Linked DNA regions of Homo sapiens: region 1 is linked to region 2. The links are chromatin loops, found by intact Hi-C in ENCODE. Cell type or tissue: heart right ventricle. All regions are shown on one strand.

Region 1 (8,000 bases), 540 kb after region 2:
AATTGAGGCACAGAATGGCTAAGTAACTGGCTTTAGGAAGGAATTTTAACTTAGGCAGTTGGTTTTTACTTATTATGCAATATCACTATGCTTAAAAGAAAACCATTAGGGTGGGTGCAGTGGCTCATGCCTGTAATCCCAGCACTCTGGGAGGCCAAGGCAGGCGGATCACCTGAGGTCAGGAGTTCGAGACTAACCTGGCCAATGTGGCAAAACCCCACCTCACCTAAAACTGCAAAAATTACCCAGGCGTGGTGGCACATGCCTGGAGTCCCAGCTACTCAGGAGGCTGAGGCAGGAGAATCGCTTGAGCCCGGGAGGCAGAGGTTGCAGTGAGCCGAGATTTAGCTACTGCACTGCAACCTGGGTGACAGAGTGAGACTCCGTCTCAAAAAACAAAACAAAACAAAACAGAAAGAAGCCTGGCCAACATGGTGAAACCCTGTCTCTACCAAAAAATTAGCCAGATGTGGTGGGGGTCACCTGTGATCCCAGCTACTCGGGAGGCTGAGGCAGGAGAATCACCTGAACCCGGGAAGTGGAGGTTGCAGTGAGCCAAGATTGTGCCGCTGCACTCCAGCCTGGGCAACAGAGTGAGACTCCATCAAAAAGTAAAAAAAAAAAAAGAAAGAAAGAGAGAGAGAGAGTGAGAAGGAAGGAAGAAAGGAAGGAAGGATGGATGGAGAAAGAAAAGAAAAAAGAAAAGAAAAGAAAGGCGTTGACATACACAGGTATGACTTTCAAAGAAGGATCTTTTCAGGAATGAAACACACCTGCCATGGACTTAGGGCACCTCACCTGGCTATGTCCCCTACACTGAGCTCAAAAGCAGAGAAAATCTGAATGATCATCATGGATGCATCCATTTGTAGGCGTCCTTGTTTCTGGAATCTCACACACTGTGAGAGTGGATTTATGACTATTTCTTGAACTATATGAAGGGCTTAATTTTCAAGCGTGAATAATGTACAATTCAGGAGAAACATATTCATACTGGGAAAATCCTGAAAGATAATAAGGTTTTAAAAAAATTAGCATAGCTACTCTCAAAGTTAGAAAAGAGAAAGTTTCTTGCTATTTGCATTTATAATAGTTTGTCTCATCTGAAACGTAAACCATTTTGGTTTGGTACCCTCCTTTGCCCCCACCATTAGTGAAAAAGAGAATCACTGATTTGTATATAAAGAAAGGAAATAAGGGAGAGAGGGAAAAAAGATAGACAGGAGGAGGAAGTAAGTGGAGAAAGGAAAATGAAGTAGCTTTTTTTCTGAGAGTGAACTATGACAGCACGGAAATGGGAATATAACTGAGCACCTGAAATTATCTGCCCTTGTTGATTAAACAAACAATTCCCTTTCGTCAAGTGATTATTTTTACCTTTATAGAAAATGTTTGTTTTAAGATTTGCAATAAATGTAACCTTCCCTAAGTCTTAGAATGGTATGTCCTAGGGTGACCTTCAGAATTTGTTTGCAACCAGTTTGACCAGGGCCCCAATCAAGTGAGAGCAGAATTCTCCCTGGTAAATAGAATTCAGGCAAACTCACAGGATCTTATCCTGGGATGTCATTAATCTGGAGTTTTAAAATGAGACCAATGGGAAAATAATATGGCAACATATCACTTCTCTCAGATCATTTTTTTTCTAGAATTTAAATATTCTAAAACATAGCCAAGAACCAGCAAGGCTCAGCAAAAAGACCACTGAGCAGCTAAAAGTACATAGAAGAAAGTCTGCGTATCAAAGTTCACACACTTTGCTCATAGAAGAGTTTATACAAGATAGCCTATGCCAGTGGTTTTGACTTTAAAACCACTGTTAATATTTGCCTTGTTTTCATCAATCAGCAGACTGGAAACTGCAAATGGAAACTACAGGGGAAAGGATTACTACTGGAGATAGTACACAGTGACAACAGCAAAAAGAGGCAAGAAAACAAAAGAGTAGAAAAAAAAACAACAACCAGACAGTAACTCTAAACACACAAGGATCTGGGGTCATTGGATGCAGGGGCAGATAGCCCTGTACATCCCAATCAACCCCCCACAGGGCAGAGCATCATTACAATTACACATACTAATGACTGCACCACCAAGAAAAGATGAATTTGTGTTCTGGGTAGAAAAGAAAAATCAGACAAGGAGGAATGCAATGAACAGAAAATTTTATATACGATTAAGTGGTCTTCTTCTGCTATCACCACCACCATCTACTATCAAACCGATTAAAATTAAAAACAACAACCACTCTAGGTAATCCCTAAAAGAATGGCTTGTTATGTATAAATGCCTCTCAGAGTATGAGATAGATAATGTTATTACTGTGTTTATCAGTATGTTCACATATAAACAAGAATAGATTGTTCCATAGAATAAAGGAAATGGTACATTCCATGAGAATGCTGATTTTCAGTGAATTAATAATCATAATGAGGGAGACAACTGTATTTTCCAAAATTCCAGGGAGGCTGAACAATCCAATCACTTAGTTCAAGCTGCTCTCCACCCTAGAAGCAGTTGAACAGGACGGGGAAAGACTGGGTTGCACTTTCCAGGGATGGGGCTGCCTGGGTCGTGAGTTGCATGTTGCCAGCCTCCCCTTTTGGAAGACAGCGGGGTCTGGCCGCGGGGGCGGGGAGGCAAAATGACGGAAGTCAGTGAGGGACAAGACCCGGTCTCTCATCAATTGTGAGTCTCTAATCAAGTTACCAGATTCACAATATTCTTGTGAGAGGTTGGGATTTTTTTAGGTGCAGAAAATGGTTAAGGACTTGAGGTCTATGTACTAGCTCGCTGGGCACTAAATTAACCTAAGACTCTTAGATTTAGAAGAATTGGAAGAAATCATTAGAAAATAAGGTTATGAATTTGCAGGAAATGTAAAAATAAGTGATGGGCTTCAGAATTTAGGGCTTTGAACAAATTTACCTAAATCTCTGAGGAAACCCAGGAGAAATCTGGATTTCTCTCTCTGTCTCTCCTATGTATGTTTGCATGTATATGTTTACATTTTTTAATGACTAATAGTTATTGTGTACCTACTGAGTAATGTGTTATGCTGAGTGGTTTCACATTCATGATTTTATTTAATCCTTAAACCAACTTTTGTGAGGTAGGAATTATGACAATGAGGAAATTGATGCTCAGAGAGGTTAATTAACTTACCCAATGTAAAAGTCACACAGCCAAAAAGAGAGCAGTTATTATAAAATATTCATCCTATGAAGCCCCAGGTGAATTTTCATGCACTAGGAAAAGCTGTTCTTATTTTTAAGCCTACGTTCCCTCAAACAGCCAGGGTGTCTGTCTTCTGGTTGTCAAGTTACTAAACCTTGGCAACAATGAAGGAGAATTTTAATGTTCCAAGATTTCAATAGATCTGGAGTTTCTGTGGGAAATTGAAGACGCAGTTTCCATGCAGGACAAGGAGGACAGCCATATCTTGTAGATTTAAGGCATTTACCGTGTATATGTGTTAGGAGTCGTTTTCTTCTGCTATCACCACCGCCAGAGATAAAGAATGAATGATACCGAGTTTGCAGGGCTGATATCTATCTGCAGCGGTATGCATTCCAGCCTCACAGGAATAAATACAAGGATGTGCTGATAATTACGCCTTGATACACGACAGAGGATATAAAAATGCTTTCTCAATTTGTCTAGCGCACGGTGAATAATAAGGTTGTCCATGTGTTTATAGGAGGCAGAGTACTTAAAGCTCTATTGTTATTTCCACAGGAAAACAACTTTGAGAAAAGCATGTTTTCTGTGTTAACCTAGGAATGTATGTTTATCTCACAGTGCCTTGCTTGCCTTTTCTTTTCTAACCTGCATAAATTCCTTGAATTTAAATTCGACAGAGACACTCTACCTTCACTTTGAAATGAGAGAGCTGCACAGAATGTCAAACAGAGCCAACATTTCCTGACTTCTGACCCAGCTCAGGGTATTTTTTTTTTCTTTACATGACTCAGACAGGCTCTTGGAAGCCTAGAGATAAAAGGCCCTATTAGAAGTGCAAAATATGACTATTATTACCTCCTTTAATAAGGCTTCTTGCCAATTTTTCAAATGACTAGAGTCTGTTTGCTAATTATTACTCCACAGTTTCTGCATTCATTTTCTTTCCCTGAAGGAGCCTGATTCCAATGAAGATGAAGGAAAGTGCTAAAAAGTGTGTTTACTGCCATCTATGGGATGCAGCCGGGCTATCAGGGCAGCGGAGTTCCTTCCCATGTAACACACGGGAAACTGCAGTTCCAAGGCCACGCAGAAAAGCTCATGCATTGCAAGCACTCCACGTGAAAATACCATTGGAAAATCATTTGTTTAAAGTTTTCCAGAAATAAGAGTTCATATTGCTACTCCATAATGAGGGAGCAAATTTTCCTGTATTTAAGGCAATTATGTTTATATTTACAGTAACATGTCGGCCCTGGGCTCTACTCACAACTAGGGCTTCCAGCCTATGATTAACCTCAAATGTTCTAGCAGGAATACTAGAAGTAAAAATTCATTGGCTAGACCACTCTGAATATTCTGAAGAAGGTCAAGGACCAGAAAATAAAGGCTCCTGAGTGACCAAATAGATGTGTAAAGTATATGTGCTGTGGTCTATGAATTTGACTCATGAATCAGTCAAATTTCCAGTCTATTATAGCAAATTTTACTGTTTTAGTATCAGAAACCCTTAGTATCAAAGGCATCAAATTACAAGAAGAAGGCAGAGGCTTTGAAAGACAAACGCTTAAGAGAACCAAGAAAGGATGGTGTATATCCTAAACCCTGGGGAGAGAAAAGGGAACTATGAAAAAAGAGATACAAGATCTCAAAGGAGCAAAGCAGTTTGGACAATTGTGGTATAATGTAGCAATCTATGTTCACATTAATGACTCAATTCTCAAATAATGGTTAAATTTTGTTAGGTTTACCTAGTCATTAGTATGAAAAGACCAAGGGATACATAGTGCACAGAAAGAGAAATATACATGGCCCTTAATATCTGAAAAGATGCTCATAAACCTCACTCATATTAAGAGAGCTGCAGATTAAAAGTAATGAGATAAAGACAAATTACATACTGGGAGAAAATATTTGCAAAACCAAGATAAGGGACTTGTATTCAAAATATACAAATAATTCTTAAAACTAAACAATGAGAAAATGAACAACATAATTAAAAGGTAGGCAAAAGATCTGAAGACACCTCACCAAAGTAGATGGCAAGCAAGCATATGAAAAGGTGCTCAGTGTCATTAGAAAAATGTAAATTAAAATGTGCAGCGATATCAATGAGATATCACTGCACATCTATCAGGAGGGCTAAAATCCAAAATGTTGACAGCACTAAACGCTGACAAGAATGTGAAGCAACAGGAACTCTCATTCAGTGCTGTTGGGAATTCGAAATGGTATAGCCACCTTGGAAAACAGTTTGGCAGTTTCTCACAAAGCTAAACACAGCCTTACCATGCAATCCAGCAAACATGCTCCTGGAGTTTTATCCAAATGAGTTGAAAACTTATGTCCACATAAAAAACTGCACGTGAATGTTTATAACAGCTTTATTCATAATTGCCCCAAATTGGAAGCAACAAAGATGTGCTTTAAAAGGTTAATGGATAAACCAACTGTGGTACATCCAGGCAGTGGAATATTATTCAACACTAAAAAGAAATGAGCTGTTAAGCCATGTAAAGGCATGGAGGAAACTTAAATGTATATTACTAAGTGAAAGAAGCCAGTTTGAAAAGGCTCTATACTGTATGATTCTAACTATACAACATCTTGGAAAAGGCAAAACAATGAAGACAGTAAAAAGATCAGTGGCTGCCAGGGGTTCTAGAGAAGAGTGCAAAGGAGGAATGAAAAGGTGGAACACAGGGGACTTTCAGAGCAGCAAAGATATTCTGTATGCTACTATAATGGTGGAAACACGTTATTATACTTGTCCAAACCCATACAATGTATAATACCAACAGTGAACCCTACTGTAGTTAAAATAACATATCAACATTGGTTTATCAATTGTAACAAATGTACCACACTAAAGAAAATGGAGGATGGACAAAAAGTTACAAGAAAAATGAAAATGGCAAGAAAGCAAGCAAGCAAGTTTTACAATCCTCATGTTAGACAAAGTAAAATTCAAACCAAAGCATATTAGAAGCACAGAGAAGGACAGTTTATAAAAGCCACATTCCATAATAAAAATATATTTTAAAAAATTAAATGCACTAGTATCCTCTACTCACTGATTAACAACAATTTTAAAGAAAATTTGGTTGTATATTGTATTGATGACAGTGTGGGGAAACAAGTCCCCTCATACAGTGATAGCAAGAGAAAGAAATTGATGCAAACTATGAAAGGTGGTGTGATAATAGTTATCACAATGACAAAGACACATAACCCTTCTTGGAGACAGCGATTCTCTTCTGGAAATTTAACCTATAAACATATTCGAATGTGTGCAAAATGGAGTAAATACAAAGATTAAAACTGTAGCATTTTTTTATAATAGCAAAAGATTGAAAATAACTAGATGCCCATCAGTAGGAGATTGCTTTATTAAATAATGCTGCATCCATACAATGGACCAGATGTTGCCTTTATATAGAATGAGGCGGCTTTTTGTGTATTGATGAAAAATGATGATCAGTACATAAGTCCTTAAAAACAAGGTGTAGTAGAGCACCATGGCATGTCACCTTTGGGCTTGTATACATATAGACTATCACAGGAAGGATATGCCTGTAGCCTGGTAATGTTGACGCCAGTAGCCTCTGTTAGGGATGGGGAAGTGAGGGCCATAGTGCTGGGATAGAGAGAAGACTTAATGATCACTCTCTACCCTTTTGTTTCTATCCTGGAAAAAAATGCTAAAAAATAATTTTAAAATAAAGAAGGCAAGAGGGTGTATAATAAACTTTGGGATGTTTCCATTTACTCTTTTAAAAATGTTGATCTTTAAAATGTTGGTTAGCTCTAGTTATCTGGACAATTTAATTATGTGGAACACCTCATTTCCTGACAGTGCTGAATGGATAAGGCATTACTCTGGTTTGCTGACTTATGCACAATTACAGAGTTAACATTATCATCATAGCACAAAAGAGACTGGAATTTAGAACAAAGGATGGGGATACTTTTCAACAAAGGCATTAAGGCAGAAGGAGAGCAGAGAAAATGGAGAGTCTGTAATTCTCACACTGACGGAGGGATGGAGGCAGAATGAACAAAATCTATGAGCTTTGGTGAAGTGCCGTGCTTCTGCGCCTCACAGGCAAGGCTCTGTCCACACAACAGCACAGCTGGCTGCTGCCTTCCTGGGAAGCAGCCCTGACAAGGAGAAGAGGTGTTTGGAGGGATTGTAAAGAAGGCAGGGAGCCTAAATCCTGGCATCAGCTGCAGGCACGCACAGGACTCAGGCATGTAAGCATGCCCACCATACACTAACTCAAGTGTCAAGCAACTGCCTTGACAGAATAGAGCAGAAGTTGACCATCAGGCAGATGGAGATTGCAGAATTATTCCTCTAGCATGTTTTTAAAATATAGATGTTTCATGTAACAATTCTTGTTTTTAGCTTTGTTTAAAAAATTGGAAAATCTAACAATATGATGCCTACTTTCCTCACATGTTAACAACACACTGGAGCAGAGGAGGGACTGTCTCCCTTTACATGGAACACCAGCTCAGCAGGTAACCATGGTCCCCAGCACTCCCTCTCACCCTACACGTGGCCCACCTCACTCAAGTACTTGCTGGCCTGTATAGGCATTTTAATTTGCAAATCCTAGACTAGACTTGGAAAGGGTTGTTTTGGGGAATTGTCTCAGAAGTAGAAGATGCTTGAACAGATTTTGAAAGGCAGAAGATAGTGGTTTTGGGGATTGGGTATGCAAGGCATTTTAGAATGAAGCTTCCTGGAAGACTGGAGTGTTTCCTCTTGTCCAAAAATTGGGCCAAGCACAGGGCACCTGTGGTTTGGGGAGATG
Region 2 (8,000 bases):
ACTGGACACCTCTTCTTGAACACTCTCTTCCACTCCTTTAACTAGCTTCAGTTACCACATCTATATTTTTAGTGCAGATTCATCAACTAACTCACTCTACACTGGTCATCTGCTTTAGACGCCCCATAGACACATCAGCCTCAGCACCTGTGTTCTCTCTTTCAGTGAATGGTGTTGTCATCCAAGCCAAAGAGTTGGGAGTCTTTCTCTCATCTTCCCCTTCCCCTGCTCTCTATAGCCAGCCTTCCAATTGTCATTTGAATCTGCCTTCTCAGCTACTATCCTAGTCCTTGCCACCAGTTTCTCTGTGTCTTTACAACAGCTGATCTCTCTGCCTCCAGCCTTCCCCTCCCCCATCAATTCTCTACACTCTTTGCTTTGACCCTTTCAATGGCTTCCTCTACCCTCAGGATAAATCCCAAGTTCCTTAACATGGTTACAAGACCCTGCATGACCTCATCTTATTCACCAACCATCTTTTGCATTCTAAGATCCAGCCTTACTGCTTTCATTCTTTAAATACTCTATATTCTTCCATACTCTGAATCTCAGAATGCAATGATCCTTCTGCCTAGAAAGCTCTTTTCTTTTCTCTTCTCCTGGATAGGTTTTCTTCATTTTTCATGTCTCAGCTTTCATCTGTCTTCCTCCAGAAACCCTGGTTTGATGAGCTTCACCCTGGGTTAGATGTTTCTCCCATAGCATCTTGTGCTTCCTCTTTCATAACTATCATTGCCCTGTAATGAATTGCTTCTTTAGTTCTGATTCTTCCACAAGATTAAGTTTAAAATGGAGCTTATGGCTGGGTGCTATGGCTCACACCTGTAATCCCCAGCGCTTTGGGAGGCTGAGGTGGGCAGATCACTTGAGCTCAGGAATTCAAAACCAGTCTGGGGAACATGGAGAAAACCTGTGTCTACAAAGAATGCAAAAAGTTAGCCAAGCATGATGGTCTGCACCTGAAGTCCCAGCTACTTGGGAGGCTGAGGTGGGAGGATCACTTGAGCCTGGGAGGTGGAGGTTGCAATGAACCCAGATTGTGCCACTATACTCCAGCCTAGGCAGCAGAGATAGAACCTGTATTAGAAAAAAAAAAAAAAAGGAGCATAGCCCTCCTGATACACCACTCTGGCACATAGTAAATGCCAAATAATCATTGTATGAACTGATGAATGCACGACCAACCCCCATTTCACAGTGTATTTTAACAAAGAAACATACACAGAGCCTTGCTGCCTTTGTGGAATCACCAAGGGAAAATAGCTCAGCCAAAGGTACTCTACATAGTTATAATTCTAATTCTGACTAACTTGTTAGGGTTCTCCCTCTGGTGATATATTGTAGAATTTAAAACATGTTTGCAATAATGCATGCCTTCATCTTCCCTTTAAAAACTGTGTGTGTGTGCATGTCCACGTCATTGTGTCAGAGAATGGGTTTGCCAAATAGGCCTTTGTAGTCCAGTAGTTTGAACTATTAGATTACTAATAGAAATCTATGAGAAGATTGTTCTTCAGCAAGTTTTCCAGTAAATTATCTCTAGGCAAGAATGTAGCAACTGGGTATTTTAAAATGTATTTTTGTAGCAGCTATTGACAAAGTACAGCCTGTATTGCTTAAGAAATTTTAACATGTAGACATCTAAAGTGCATTGTTGAAATAAAATGATACATACATTCCAAGGGTCAAGGCTGACCAATGTCAGATTTAAGAATGTCAGTTGGCAGAAGTGGAGGAATTTGGGAACTAGAAAACATGGCTATTTGCTCAGGTTAATTCTGAAATGGGTGGAGGGAGAATCAATGAGCATGTGAATCCAAGCAGTCTTCAGACAGAATTTTTAGCAGTGCACTCACAGTGAAAGTAAAACCTTTAGAAACTAAAAAAATTAAACATCAAGCTGAACAAATAAATAAAGCAGGAACAAAACTGGCATAGGTCTGGTTTTTTAAAGAAGAGAACCAAAGCAGGCAGTTCTTAGCTGATCTCCTGGAATTCCTAGTAAAAGAAAGAAAGAAAATAAGGGTGCCCACACTGGATTATCAAATCTGTTTTCTTTTCCTTAGCTCTAGGGCTGTACAGAAGCCTCCATGCTCTTGGATATGTGTGCCACCTCAAACCCAGCCCCTCCCAGACGCTTCAGCCCCTGAGCTGCACCCCCACCTGGCTCTCCTTCCTCTCTCCGCTACCTGGCTCTCCCTCCCCTCTCTCCTACCTGGCTCTCACTCTCCCCTCCCGTACTGCTGGTCTGGGTGTTGTCAGTTCTTTCCATTATTATGGGTCTGTCCATGCCACCACCCTGATGCAAGCCCCTACTGTCTGCTGCCCAGCCTGTGGGCAGGAAGGAGCCCCTGGGATGTAGTAACTAAGCTTCAGGCTCTAGCCAGGGACTACCAGGGTCTCAGCTTGGTTCTAGCACTTACAAGCCAACCAACGCTGGTCCAGTGATTCTGTGTCTCAATCTCCTCTTTGTTAAAAGGAGAGGGATGATAGTCCCTGGCCCACAGGGCTGTGTGAGGACTGAAGGAGGCGATGTGTATAAAGGTCACAGACCAGTACGTGGCCCAAAGTAGCATGCTCTGTACACACCAGCTACTGTTATTTCTTATTATTTCCTTGCTCCCTTTCTTGCCTCCATTGAATCCATTTTCCTGCAGTTATCACTTTCAAATAAACTCTGATCATAACACCTTCCTGCTGAAAACACTTGCAAAATTTGCCCGTGATTTTTAGGAACAGCCTAAATCCGTAAAAAGGCCTCCAAAACTGGGTGTGGCCTGGGCCCTACCTCCTTCTCCAGCCCCATCTTGCACCCTCTCCCCTTTGTTCTCAGAGCTCCAGATGCCTGGCTGTCTTTCAGTTCTTCAAACTAGAGGAGCTTCCCTCCACCTCAGGGCTTTACACAAGCTGCTTCCTCTGCCCGGAACGCCGACTCATCCTTCCCGTCTCGGTGCGAGCCTCATCACTTCCTCAGGGAGATCTTGCCCAGCCTCCCTCACTAGGTCAAAGCAGGCTGTGGCACCAATCATACTTCTCCTTCAATGGCGTTCCTCAGGGTCACCATCTAACACATTTGTGTGGTTACTAGATCAACACCGCTCTCACTGCTACAGTGAAAACTCTGTGAAGGCAGGGAGCATGACTATTTTTTATTTATTCCAACCCTCAGAGCCTAGAGTAGTTCCTGAAATGCAACAAAGTAGGTGCTTTGAAATGAGGAAGGGGCTGGGTGAGGTGGCTAACACCTGTTACCCCAGCACTTTGGAAGCCGTGGTGGGAGGATCATTTGAGGCCAGGAGTTTGAGACCAGCCTGGGCAATGTAGCAAGACTCCATCTCTACAAAGAATTTTATTTTTATTTATTTATTTTTGAGACAGGGTCTGGCTCTGTCACCCAGGCTAGAGTGCAGCAACACAGTCACAGCTCACTGCAGCCTCAACTTCCCAGGATCAAGCAAGCCTCCCACCTCAGTCTCCCAAGGAGCTACGACTATGGGTGTGCACCACCACGCCCAGCTATTTTTTTTTATTTTTCTTTAGGGACAGGGTGTCCCTATATTGCCCAGGCTGGTCTTGAACTCCTGGACTCAAGCAATCCTCTGGACTTAGCCTCCCAAAGTGCTGGGATCACAGGTGTGAGCCACTGCACCTGGCCTGCTATAAAACATTAAAAAATTTCCTAGGCATGGTAGTGCATATCTGTAGTCCTAGATGATCCCTTGAGCCCAGGAGGTTGAGGCTGTAGTGAGCTGTCATTGTGCCACTGCACTCCAGCCTGGGTGACAGAGTGAGACCGTGTCTCAAAGAAAAGAATTAAGATAGAAGGGAGGGAAGAAAAGAAGGAGAGGGAAGAAAAATGCATGCTGGTACCCTTGCCTGTTCTGGAGGCCACATTGCCCTGAGGATTTCTGTCAGTCTCCAGGAACCATCTCATTCCATAAGCCTTGTGTGCTTTTCTCACTTCCTACTGCCTTTGACTCATTAAGGTGTTGATTCTCAATTCAATTCGAATGTTTGTTCTTAGGAAAAATGGTCCTTACATTGGCATGATGGTGTGACCTCTGAATGCAGTTTATGGCTTTTTTGTGTGTTTGTTTTATGTACAGACATTTTGTGATTTCAAGAAAGGATAAAGTGATAGGTATGAAGTTGCAGGGAAAAAAAATTCCATCAACCCAAATCCAAAAGGGTTCCTTGCCCAGCACAGCACAGCAGCTCACTCTCTGGTATTTCTGCCCCCACACTGAGGAGAGACCCACAGGAGGAGCTCCAGCACAAGCCGATGGCAAAGGAAGGGAAACAATAGGAGGGGAGAACAGCCTCCCACATCCACCATTTCAACCTCTCAGAGAAAGTACTGAAAGTGAAAGGAGCATGAATAAAGAAGCCATTTCTCTGAACTAAAAGCAGAGGAGAGGGCTCTTCCTCCTGCTGCACATGAGTGAACAAAGATGGGCTCCAGAAGAACCAGAGGAGAAAGAATGCCAGCGTTGAGAGGAGGTTTTCCCCTTAATCCAACTCCGTTCTTGCATGAGGGAGGCAATGAAAGGCCAGAGAAGTGAAGGGATTTGCAGAGGACACACAGAGGCGAGCTAGAGGAAAGGAAGTGGGGTTTATTGAGTGACTACTGCTTTGGGCTCCTCCCTGTAGTTTAGGTATTTTGCTCTGATTGAATCTTACATAACTATATGAAGTAGATTTCATTACCACATTTTACAGAAAAAAAAAAAAAAAAAAAAACCATGGATACTCCAAAAGGCCCAGGACGAAGATATAAAGCTGCCCAGTGGAAACACGCTGTGGCTGACACTGCAAAGAATCCCGGCTCAGCCACGTCCTTGTTCTTGTGCAAGCCAGCGCCCTGCACCTGAAGGCCCTTATGTGGAGGGTGACTACATGCTCTGCCTTGCCTGAGTCAGACCTGGTTTACACCTGTTGTTCGAGTGTCATTAGTAATAGCACCTCCTCTCTCAAAAGTGCCTTATTTGAGGCTGGGCGTGGTGACTCACACCCATAATCCCAGCACTTTGGGAGGCCAGGGTGGGAGGATCACTTGAATCCAGGAGTTTGAGACCAGCCTGCGCAACTCAGTGAGACCTCATCTCTACTAAAAAAAATTTTTTTAAATGTAAAAGGTGCCCTGTTTGGGATAACGAATTTATTGTGTGATCACCCTACTGTCTATAAAATGGGGATATTAATGTTACCTAGGTCGTGGAGTGGCTGCAAGGACTCAATGAGATGTCGCACATAAAATACATGGCATCTAGTCAGTGCTCAATAAATGTTAGCTGCTATTATTATTATTAGGGTGGCATCTAGAGAGGCGGCAGCAAGGAGTGAAGCCAAGCTTCCCACTTGACATTCCCACCTTGGTCTCTGTGAATGATGCTCCCTGTAGTTGTGCAGTGCCAGCCTTTGTGGCTTCAGACTGACCCGGCATGGGCAGCACTAGCTACTCTAGATTAGAGACCATATGGGGGCACCACACTTGCCACTTCTACCTCTGCACCAATCAGATTCACCACCTTCTCCTTCTTGGGTTACATTGTTGGGACTGAATTTTTTTTCTTTTACTGAAAAGTTTAGAGCCCAGATTTCTTAAAGGGGAAGAATGTCAAGCAGCGAATCCTGCAGAGCATCCCTACCCCTGGCCCCAGCCCATGCTAATTAAGTGACTGACTTAAGGAAGTTGCCTCCTCTTAGAAATTAAGAGGTGGATTGAGTATTTTCCTCTGGCCTCCTTAAATGTTCTTGGTTACAGTGATAAAAATGCTGAGCTCTATTGCCTACTATTGGAGTGAAGGCTGCTGGAAACTCCTCGTTCCCTGAAGAACCTAATTGTCGATGCTAGTGCATCTAAACAGGTGTTCTTTAGATTACTTTTGCTAATGCCTTTTCACTGGAAAGATCAATTTAAATGTTGCTTTGAGCTAATTAGTTATTGCTTCTGTGTCCATCCAAATTTATATATTTGATTCTGTGTGCTGGATGAGGCATTACCTTCAAAATCTATAAGCTTACACAAGGTAGGTCATTTTAAATTTAGTTATCTGTCCTCTTCTATATTTTATACAAATATGCATATATTTCTTTTATTATTTAAAATGCCACCAGGTGTTGTGGCTCATGCCTGTAATCCTAACACTTTGGGAGGCTGAGGTGGGTGGGTTGCTTGAGCCCAGGAGTTCGAGACCTGCTTGGGCAACATGGCGAGACCACATCTCTACCAAAAAGAATACAAAAATTAGCTGGGCATGGTGGTGCATGCCTATAGTCCCAGCTACTTGGGAGGCTGGGGTGGGAGGATCACTTGAGCCCAGGAGGTTAAGACTGCAGTAAGCCTAGATTGCGCCACTGCACTCCAGCCTGGGTGACAGAGCTGGATTCTGTCCCCAAAAAAATAAAGAAAACAAAAACAAAATGAAATGCCTAGTTTAAACATATATTAGAATGTCCAGCATCATCTTTGGATGTCCTCTATCACCAAGAATGGTGTGTTATACAGAGTATGTGTTGAATGACTATTTGTGGAACAGATAAACTAATACCCTAACTTAAATGGCAAACAGATTAGATTTGTTGTCTCTAGGTGTTTTCGTTTGGGAATCCTTTAAATGTTGCCTAAACTTTCTGTGTTTATTCTGTTCTCTGCCTAGAATTTCCTCCATTTCATCTCTATCTCTGGAAATCTTGCCATTCATTCAAGATTCTCTTCAAATGCCAGTTTCTCCATGAAACCCAGCTTGCAGTCTCCAACCAGATATCATGGAGTCATTCTTAGAACAAAGGATCTGGAAAGGGCCACGTCTAGTTTTCCAGATTCCACATTACTCCAGGTCTCTGTTACCTTATCTGGTGGGTATGTGGAGAATGTGAACTGCTTAAAATGAGACAGATGGTATACTCTGCTGAACCCAGTATATTACCTAACTGATAGTAAGTGCTTAATGAACGGTAAGTTTATAGTTTGGAAGAAGGATGTTTAAAAAATAGGGTACACTTGAACCTATTAATAAAAGTAATTAATGTGGCTCTTCAATCAAGCCCCCAAAACATAGAGCTTTAGAACCTAGAAGTTGTCTGTTCAGACTCTCCTTTTAGAGTCTTAGGATCTTGTTTAAGGTCACCTGGCTGAGGAGGAGCAGAGTCCAGCCAACAGGTCTCCTGAGTGCTGTTCCAGACATTTCTTCAGGCATAATTTAACATGTATCAGTTTATCCTTGAGTGTAAAGTACACTTCATGATTGAATGCAGGTAACTGGCTATTCATACTTCCCCCACCCCCTTTCTTTTAGTGCCTGTTTCTAAGCAGCAGAGTTGTGGTTCAGTGACTCTGTCTGTATAATATGAAAACAGGGCACCCAGCCAATTCTGATGAGCTAATTATTTCCCTAAATTATCATGCCTAAGCAAAGGGCCCTCAACTCTGCTGTTCAACACTTATCATTGTATTTGGGGGGTGAGCTGTACATAAGGCATATCATCAGATAGCTAGAATTTTCTATTTCAGATTGTCAAGCAGTGAAAATTGTCGTTCTTAGAAATGACTGACAATCCCCCTTCCTCATTTCTGCTACATTGAGTTAGGTAAAGAAAAAAAAAAAAGACTTCAGTCTTTTTACAGATCTCTTGCTGAAAACACGTGACAGAACTATACATTTTCACTAGAAATTGATGGAAAAATGAGCACTTCCAAATGCCTGAAAAACTTTGCAAAGGTCCCACTTAACAGAATGTGGCTAACACCTCAAAAAATAAAGCAAAATAAATGTTGCAGTGGGCATGAATCTTGCTTCAAGTGCTGGGTTGTTGGCTGGTTGCCTGGGGAGAGTGGGGCCAGGGCTTGCCAGCTGGCAGAGCCACATGCCTATAAAGGATGCAGTCAGCTTACACCTTGGCAAACTATGATTTTGATGGAAATCTTAGAGGTCAGCAGACGTTCTCCCTAGTAGAGTTACGTTAGCTCAGGTCATTGCTTTTATTTGAGTGAAGAAAAC

Evidence for each region. Hi-C counts contacts between places; a loop is a spot of excess contacts. Peaks named below come from ENCODE experiments on the same cell type or tissue, not always from the same donor. Only the 100,000 strongest peaks of a DNase experiment are listed, where the experiment ranks them.
Region 1: it touches region 2 in a loop (2.7-fold over the local background); 2 of 110 quality-filtered maps call a loop at or near these places.

Annotation. Positions count from the first base shown.
Region 1 is chr5:61,813,735-61,821,734 of GRCh38, forward strand. No RefSeq gene overlaps it. Among named protein-coding and RNA genes, the nearest start is that of LINC03123, 82 kb to the left of the region's middle. In heart right ventricle, CTCF peaks have their summits at 4,199 and 4,402; a DNase peak (open chromatin) is centred at 4,213; H3K27me3 peaks cover 2,628 bases.
Region 2 is chr5:61,273,077-61,281,076 of GRCh38, forward strand. No RefSeq gene overlaps it. Among named protein-coding and RNA genes, the nearest start is that of LINC02057, 12 kb to the left of the region's middle. In heart right ventricle, a CTCF peak has its summit at 4,265; DNase peaks (open chromatin) are centred at 2,945 and 7,833; H3K27ac peaks cover 1,705 bases.